Regions from separate parts of the Mus musculus genome. Here all the other regions are linked to region 2. A link is a loop called in an ENCODE intact Hi-C map of the cell type or tissue named here. Cell type or tissue: heart. All regions are shown on one strand.

Region 1 (2,500 bases), 430 kb after region 2:
CGTAGAGTTCCAGAGCCCTAGTTTGGTGACTGAGCTAGCTAGGGACTTGAAGGTCTTTAGGCAGCACCACCACCACCCCCTCCCACCCCCGCACTTGGGTCCCTGAGGTAGTCTCTCTGCTCCATCCCTGGCAGCTTCCTCGTGTGTCATCTTCCAAAACACATTTCTCTTCCCCTTCACGCCAACATAAAGCTACCCAGTCCTCTCGGAGACAAGCTGTGCCTGGCAGGGTCCTCTTCAGCCCGGCCATGCCCTCACACACTTGGTAGCAGCCTCTGTGACCATCCTTGTAACCCTTCAGTCCACTGAGTTCACTCCCACCTGACAGCTGGAGTGACTGCCCAGTTCCTCTACCGGAAAGTCATATGTGGCCCCGTCATGGCAAATCCTCCAGGAAGGCTTCCTGGGTTACCTGTTGACACCTGTCTATACCCTTTTTTTATTTACTTGTTTATCACTCGTTTGCCCTAAATAAAGATGAAAGAAGACGGGGCCAGTTGTTCCTGGTTACCGTGGTGTCTCCAGCTCCTGGCCCCTGCACAGTCTGTACAGTGTGTTCTTTGTGGAGAAAGGTGGATGGGCCACATGGTCCCTTTGGCTGTCATTGCAGGTAACAGATGGGATGTATGTGAGTCTTGGGAACTTCTGGGGCTGTGGCATATCCTGCCTCCCCAAGGAACCCAGAGCCAGCCCCTCTTCCCGTGTTTGGACACTCCACCTCCCCTCTAGAGACAGATGTCCCCACCTCCCTGTATGGATCCAGCCCACCAGAGACCGTGTGCGTGAAGGCAGGGCCTCCGCCATCTGCCCAGCATGACTTGTAACATCTGGCGACTTACTTCTCTCAAGCCTTCCCAGATGTTTGGTGTCGGGAATCCCTCCCCTCATCCCACCATTCCCTACTCTTCTGATTTTCTTGGGCCTCACCTCAGAGAAGGGCCTGGAGACTTCCACCACCCCTCCCTCCCACCAGCTTACCGCCCTGGACTCCCCTCCTCTCAGGCCACTGAAACCCTTCGATCCAGTTTCTCTCCTCCCCTGAAAGGCTTCTCTCAGCACTGTGGAACAGCTCTAGGGTTCAACCCCTGACCTCTGACCCTTTGGGGAGAGCAGTCAGGAAATGGAAGCTGTGTGGCTTTCAGATCTACTACGGTACCTGCCTGAACCTCAGTTTCCTGATCTGTAAATTGGGGACAAGAACAACGTCTTGATCTGCAAGGGCAACAGGGAAAGCCTATAGTACTGTACTCTGAGGGCCTTCCATGGCACTCAAGGTAGGGGATATTGGGGCAGAGCCACCAGAGAGGGTGCTAGGGCCAGTCCCTATCCCACCCTAGCCCTCTGGGGTAGCTTACCCTTCAGTTTAAGGGCACTTGGTGCCACCTAGTGGTGGGTGTGGACACGGACTGGCCTGACCAGGTAGGTGGGAAACTGGGTCTGGGTCAGGACACACACAGGAGAATTAAGTTAGGGCTGAGAGTCTGGCTTTGTTGGAGGCTAGCGTGCACCTGCAAAGTCCTTCTACCCATGTAGAAGCCATCTTGGATATGAAACAGGGCGTGACCACCTCCAGAATGCTCTGTGTGTGCTCTGTGTTCAAGTCAGAAGCTGCCATGCCCTCCCCAGCTTGGACACCAGCAAGCACTCCACCAGACAGGGAGACCCAGCATGGAGGCCTGAAGGAGAGCACAGCTCTCCCCACCCCACCTCTTACAGTAACAACCGCCTCCTCCTCAGACCCAAAACAGTGGAAGGCTGGATGGCCTGTTCCTAGAGTCCTTCCTGGTCCCTCCTGTGTGCCAGACATGGTATGTGCATGTGTGCTGTAGTGTATCTACAGCTTGTGTGTATCTGTGTGTATGTGTGTGTATCTGTGTGCTGCATGTTTGTCTGTGTGTGTATCTGTGTGTGTCTTTGTTTGTGTGTGTGTCTGTGTGTTTATGTGTGTCTGTGTCTATTTGTATATGGATATGTATGCATCTGTCTGTGTGTGTATCTTTGTGTGTCTGTGTGGATGTCTGTGCCTGAGTGTTTATGTGTGTCTGTGTGTTTATGTGTGTCTGTGTATTCATGTGTGTCAGTGTCTGTATGTGTTTGTGTGTATGTCTGTGTCTGTGTGTGTATGAATGTATGTGTAAATGGCAAATGGGGAGGAGGGTAGATGAGAGATGAGAAGGCAGAGAAACAACAGGAATGTCGGCGTGTTCATAGGAGCCCCAAGAAAAGTGCTGAGGGGCAGAGCCTGGGGCAGACAGGAAGAGGAGATTGTGACAGACAGGGTGGCGTGAGCCTTCCCCACAGCTGCAGTAAAGCCTGGTGGTTACAGCCTCGGGTTGTAAGCTTCTGCCAGCTGCACTTGCCCATCGTATGACTCTAGTGGAACAACTAAAGTTCTCCAGGTCTCTGTTTGGCCATGGCTAAAATGAAAAGAGCTATGCTCTCCCAGGCTTGTCCCTGGGAATAAATGACATCAGCTCCCAGGAGATTCAGCAAGAGAGGG
Region 2 (2,500 bases):
GGGTGCCATGAACCAAATCCTGGTCTGCAGGAACGGCAGCTGTTATTATTGCAGAGCCACCTCAGAGCCTCTCGCTGTATAGCTTGACATAATGGAGAAGCAGCCACTCTTGTCCCTGGTAACGTGAACCACTCGCTCTGAGGGGATAGCGTTTGAGCAGTGATCTCACTGATCACTGATTTGGTGCTGGTGGAAGAGCCATAAAAATCCAAGGTTCCTTGCACGAGGTTGTGTGTGTGAATGGTTCACCATAGAAGGCGCTGCCTTCCATAACTTACATCAACTGGCTATTGGTTTGTGTGAGTGTGAGCACACAGTGGATGTAAGAAAACAACTTTCTGGAGTCAGTTCTGGGAATCAAACTCAGGGCCTCAGGGCCCCAGGCTTGCAGGGCAATGTGTTTTGACCCACAAAACGATCTTTTTTCTCTCTCTTTCTTCTCTCTCTTTCTTCTCTCTCTTTCTTCTTTCTCTTTCTTTCTTTCCGAGACAGGGTTTCTCTGTATAGCTCTGGCTGTCCTGGAACTCACTTTGTAGACCAGGCTGGCCTCGAACTCAGAAATTCGCCTGCCTCTGCCTCCCAAGTGCTAGGATTAAAGGCATGTGCCACCATGCCTGGCTTTCACAAAGCTATCTTGCCAGCCAAGTGCTTTATCATCTGTTAATTGTGGGCTATACACTCTTGCTTTTTTTGTTTTGTTTTGTTTTTTAATTTTAAGGCAAGTTTCACTATGTAGCCCTGGCTGGTCTGGAACTCACAGAGATCCACTGGCCTATGACTCAAGAGTGCTGGGATTAAAAGGGTGCATCACCAGGCCCAACATATATATATTTTTTACTTAAACACTTTTATTTACTTATATATTTATTATGCATATGTGTGTATTTGTGTGTGCATCTGCATGCGGGTACCAAGAGAGACCAAGAGAGAACATTGTGTCCCTTAGAGATGGAATTACACGTGTTTAGTGAGCCACCTGATGTGGGTGGTGCGTCTGGCCGGTGCTCTCAGTGACTGCTAACCAGTGAGCCATCTCACGCACGTTCTTACAGATGCTTGAACCCCGGGTCACACCAACGCTAAGACCCTTCCGCGAGCTGTCGCCAGGGGGCGCGCGCGGGACAGGAAGGAGGCGCTTCGCGCTTTGACCCTCGGCGCCGCCCGTCGCAGAGGTAGCGCGGGAAAGTCTGAGCCGACAGTGGCGCGCCGACCGGGGTTGTCCGCAGTGATGGAGGAGGTGGAGGCTGAGGAGCCGCAGGAGTTCTCTCACCGGCAGGTATAAAATAAATGGGGTCCCAGCAAGGGCAGGACGTGAGGTCCTGGGAGAGGGAAAGGCCCCGAGTCCCTAGCCGGCCTCCGCGTGTGCGCATGCGTCGCTCGGCTGCAAGGAGGGGGTGCGGTCCGCCGAGCCTGCGTCCAGCTCGCCAGAGTCCGGGTGTCCCGGCGCTGTGAGGGTCGGGTGTGGGCGCTACAGAGAGACGATGGGGCTTGGAGGAGCGTTTGCCCAGCATGAGGGAATCTATGGGTTCGAGTCCCAGCACCGCACCTACCGGGCTTGGTGGTGAACGACTGTGACCCCAGCACGGAGCGGGGTGTGTGTGGAAGCGAGAGGCTTAGGGTGGAGGCAGAAGCCAGTTTAGAGTCATTTTCAGCGATATACCGAGTTCGAGGCCAACCGGGATTACGGGAGGCCCTGTCTTAAAGGAGGGCCCGCCCGGTGGTGGCGGCGCAAGTCCTTAATCCCAGACTGAGGCAGGCACATCTCTCAATTGGTCTACAGAGTGAGTTCCAGGACAGCTAAGGCTACACTGAGAAACCCTGTCTCGAAAAACAAAACAAAAACAACAAAACAAAACAAAAACAACAAAACAAAACAAAACAACAAAAGAGGCTGGGGATAGCGCGTGTGAGGGTGAGAGAGATGCAGGAGAGACACACAGACTAATTCAGGGGCTGAGGCAGGAGGATTACGAGTTTTAGATCAGTTAAGTACCTAGAGAGACCCTGTCTCAGGAACAAGCGAGGACAGTGCGTGGGGCTCAGGCCTTTAATTTCAGGAGTCAGAGCGAGCGGTGTGTGTGAGCTTGAGGCTAGCCTGGTTTACATAGTGAGACCTGAGCAGTTCACTAGGACCTGGGAAACGTTGTCTATTCTATGCTGCAGAGCCCGGAGTCAGCCCCTGGCAGGCTGCCCTAGAACCCACCCTCTGGCGTCGGTTGTGATTTCGGGTCCTCTAGTCAGTTAGTCGTGGCCCAAATATAGTTTTCTCCTTTGCAAAGTCGGAATACGGATAACTACTGCACGGGGTGGTGTCAGAGCCAATATTCAGTTGTTTGATGAATCAGAGCTGCCATCTCAGCTGGGAATGATTGTGAGCTCAGGGTTGGGGGTTGCTTCCTTAGGTATCTGCGTCCCATCGGCTGTCTGCCCTGCACTCCTGTTTTAAGAAATTCAGAACCTGGGCTGGAGAGATGGCTCAGTGGGTAAGAGCACCCAACTG
Region 3 (2,500 bases), 390 kb after region 2:
AGGGGGACAGATAGGAGAGAGAAGGCACAGAAGAGGAAGAAGATGGGCCCAGAGGGGAGAGCAGGGGAGGGGGAGGCGGAGTGGGGGCACCGGTCTGGAGTCCCAGCTCCTTTCCCTGTCATTAAGGGTATTGACGTGCTCAGGCGTCAACGAGTCTTTGTACAAGTGAAAGGAAACCTGATGCTGCTGGTGACCCTGAGCCCACGCCCTCCGTGTCTCCCTCCCAACTCCTCTCCTGGAGCAGAGTAAGAGGTGGGAGCTTTGAGAGCTGAGATGACTCGGGCTCCTGCCATCCCGGGTTGATCCCAGAGGGTGGCTAGGCAGGGACCCCATAGTTTGGATTCGTGCCCCCATCCAGGTCTCATCAAAACCCTCCTGACTTCTTGGGTGACTGAGGGTGAGAGGAGCTGATTTCCGTGAGGCCTTGAGGGAGACAGGGAGAAAGGCCAGAGGTTGGAATGTTCAAAGTCAGGTTCATCTTTGCACACTGTCACCGCCTCTCAGAAGCTCTCTCCCGGTCCACCATGCCCGTGGCGCTCGCTTATACAGTGCACGCTTACCTGGGACTATCTGAATTATCTGCTTGCTTTTAAATGTGTCTCCCTGACCACTTGGAGATGAAGTTTTGAAAGGACAGGGACCAGGCCTACCTTATTCACCATCGCGTCCCCTACACCTCGCCCGCCCCGGCCAGATGTTCCCTAGTGCTGGCTGACTTGATGGAAGGAAAAGAGGATGCCTGGACGTACAGACGGATGCTGCAGGCTCTGCCCTCACCCTGAACCAGCCCCTCCTCGCCCCCATCCGGGACCGCTCCCCGCCCGCGCCCGCGCCCCCGCCGCCGCCTGAGGCTGCGCCCCCCGCCTCCCCGCAGCCGTCATTCGCGAAGCTGCCACAATATTGTGAAGGCTCCGCGCTCCCGCTCCTCCGCGCAGCCCGCAGCCCGCGCGGGGGAAGGCGAGCGACGCGGGCTGCCGATGAATAATGCATGACTAAGGCGCCCCCTACCGGCGGTCGCGGGCAGCGCGCGACCCGGCCCAAACGGGCCCCCACGCAGCAGATCCTGCAGCCCGGAAACTTCGCGCCCCACGCACACCCTCCTCGCTCCAGAAACCCCAAGACTGATCAGGAAGCGAGGCTACCAGAATCGGGGAACATGCCAAGCGTGAGATCCATGTGTGCGGTGGGGCAGAATGGGGAAGCCTGGCACCTCCAGGGCCTCTGAACCTGGGCTTGGGCTAAGCCTGCAGTGCAGCCTCCAGGAAGGGCAAGCCTGGACAACGCAGGGTCTTAATTCAAAGGAGTGCAAGCAGTTTCACAAGTACTTCCAAGTTGCTGTGGAATATTTATAAGTCTGAGGTGTGGGGGAGGGGTGGAGCACAGTACAATAATATATAGGCATGAAAATGTCATAATGAAATCCAATCCTTTGAAGAGTAAAAAATACAAAGGTTTTTTGTTGTTGTTGTTGTTGTTGTTGTTAAGAAGATGCAGCTGGGTGTGCATTTGGAGGCAGAGAAGGAGGATCTCATGAATTCGAGGTCTACCTGGTCTACATCGTTGAAACCCTACCTCTCCTTGCAAAGGGGATGGGGAGATGCTCTGAAGAGATAGGTGGCTCAGGGTTAAGAACACTCGCTGCTCTTACAGAGGACCTGGGTTAGACTCACAGCACCCACAGCTCATAACCATTTGTAACTGCAGTTCCAGAGATCCTATGCCCTCTTCTGGCCTCCTCAGGCATCAGGCATCCACGTGACATACACACTAATACGCAGGCAAAACACTCATATACATACAATAAAAATAAATAAATAAAAATCACCCTTTGGAGGATGATGATCAAGAGAAAGTCCCTTTCCCCTAGCATATGTTGCAACATGCCTGTTATCCCTAGGACCCCTGGTGTGGTCACTTGCTCTCTGGGCTGGCCACCATCTCCTAACAGGAAGGTACTTAAGGAAGCCAAGTGCCCATGTGTCCCTTACAGCCGCCCTCACATCCCTGTGGCCTTTCTTTTTTTTTTTAAAGATTTTATTTATTTATTTATTTATTTATTTATTATATTTAAGTACACTGTAGCTGTCTTCAGACACCTCAGGAAGGGGCATCAGATCTCATTATGGATGTTTGTGAGCCACCATGTGGTTGCTGAGATTTGAACTCAGGACCTTTGGAAGAGCAGTCAATGCTCTTAACCACTGAGCCATTTCTCCACCACCACCACCACCACCACCCCCCACCACCCCACCCCCGCTGTGGCCTTTCTATTGACAGTTCATCTACTCCAATTACTGTCGCTTTCGCCTGATCCAAGGCCCAACCTTAGTAACCTAGAAGGAAGGGGTGACATAGTGGTTGGGAGCATGGATCTAAGTGGGTGGCTGGGTGCTATGTTGACCTGGGACACATAGTCTCAGCGACTCTGCAAATCAGAACCATAAGCAGATGAGAGACTTGAGGCACAGAAAGGCAGACTCCCCGGCTCCATACCACACTG

The links. Peaks named below come from ENCODE experiments on the same cell type or tissue, not always from the same donor. Only the 100,000 strongest peaks of a DNase experiment are listed, where the experiment ranks them.
Region 1: it touches region 2 in a loop (4-fold over the local background); 3 of 42 quality-filtered maps call a loop at or near these places.
Region 3: it touches region 2 in a loop (8-fold over the local background); 4 of 42 quality-filtered maps call a loop at or near these places.

The regions. Positions count from the first base shown.
Region 1 is chr4:148,703,813-148,706,312 of GRCm38, reverse strand. No RefSeq gene overlaps it. Among named protein-coding and RNA genes, the nearest start is that of Gm32897, 42 kb to the left of the region's middle. In heart, a CTCF peak has its summit at 1,391 (motif pointing left); no DNase peak of the experiment used is centred here; H3K27me3 peaks cover 1,563 bases.
Region 2 is chr4:149,136,252-149,138,751 of GRCm38, reverse strand. Cenps (centromere protein S) reads left to right here and starts at 1,152. Exons shown (of 5, transcript NM_027263.2): 1 at 1,152-1,276. The coding sequence starts at 1,229. In heart, no CTCF peak of the experiment used is centred here; a DNase peak (open chromatin) is centred at 1,281; H3K4me3 peaks cover 1,359 bases; H3K27ac peaks cover 1,250 bases.
Region 3 is chr4:148,741,342-148,743,841 of GRCm38, reverse strand. No RefSeq gene overlaps it. Among named protein-coding and RNA genes, the nearest start is that of Gm32897, 4.8 kb to the left of the region's middle. In heart, a CTCF peak has its summit at 1,032 (motif pointing left); a DNase peak (open chromatin) is centred at 1,031; H3K4me3 peaks cover 1,316 bases; H3K27ac peaks cover 1,379 bases; H3K27me3 peaks cover 346 bases.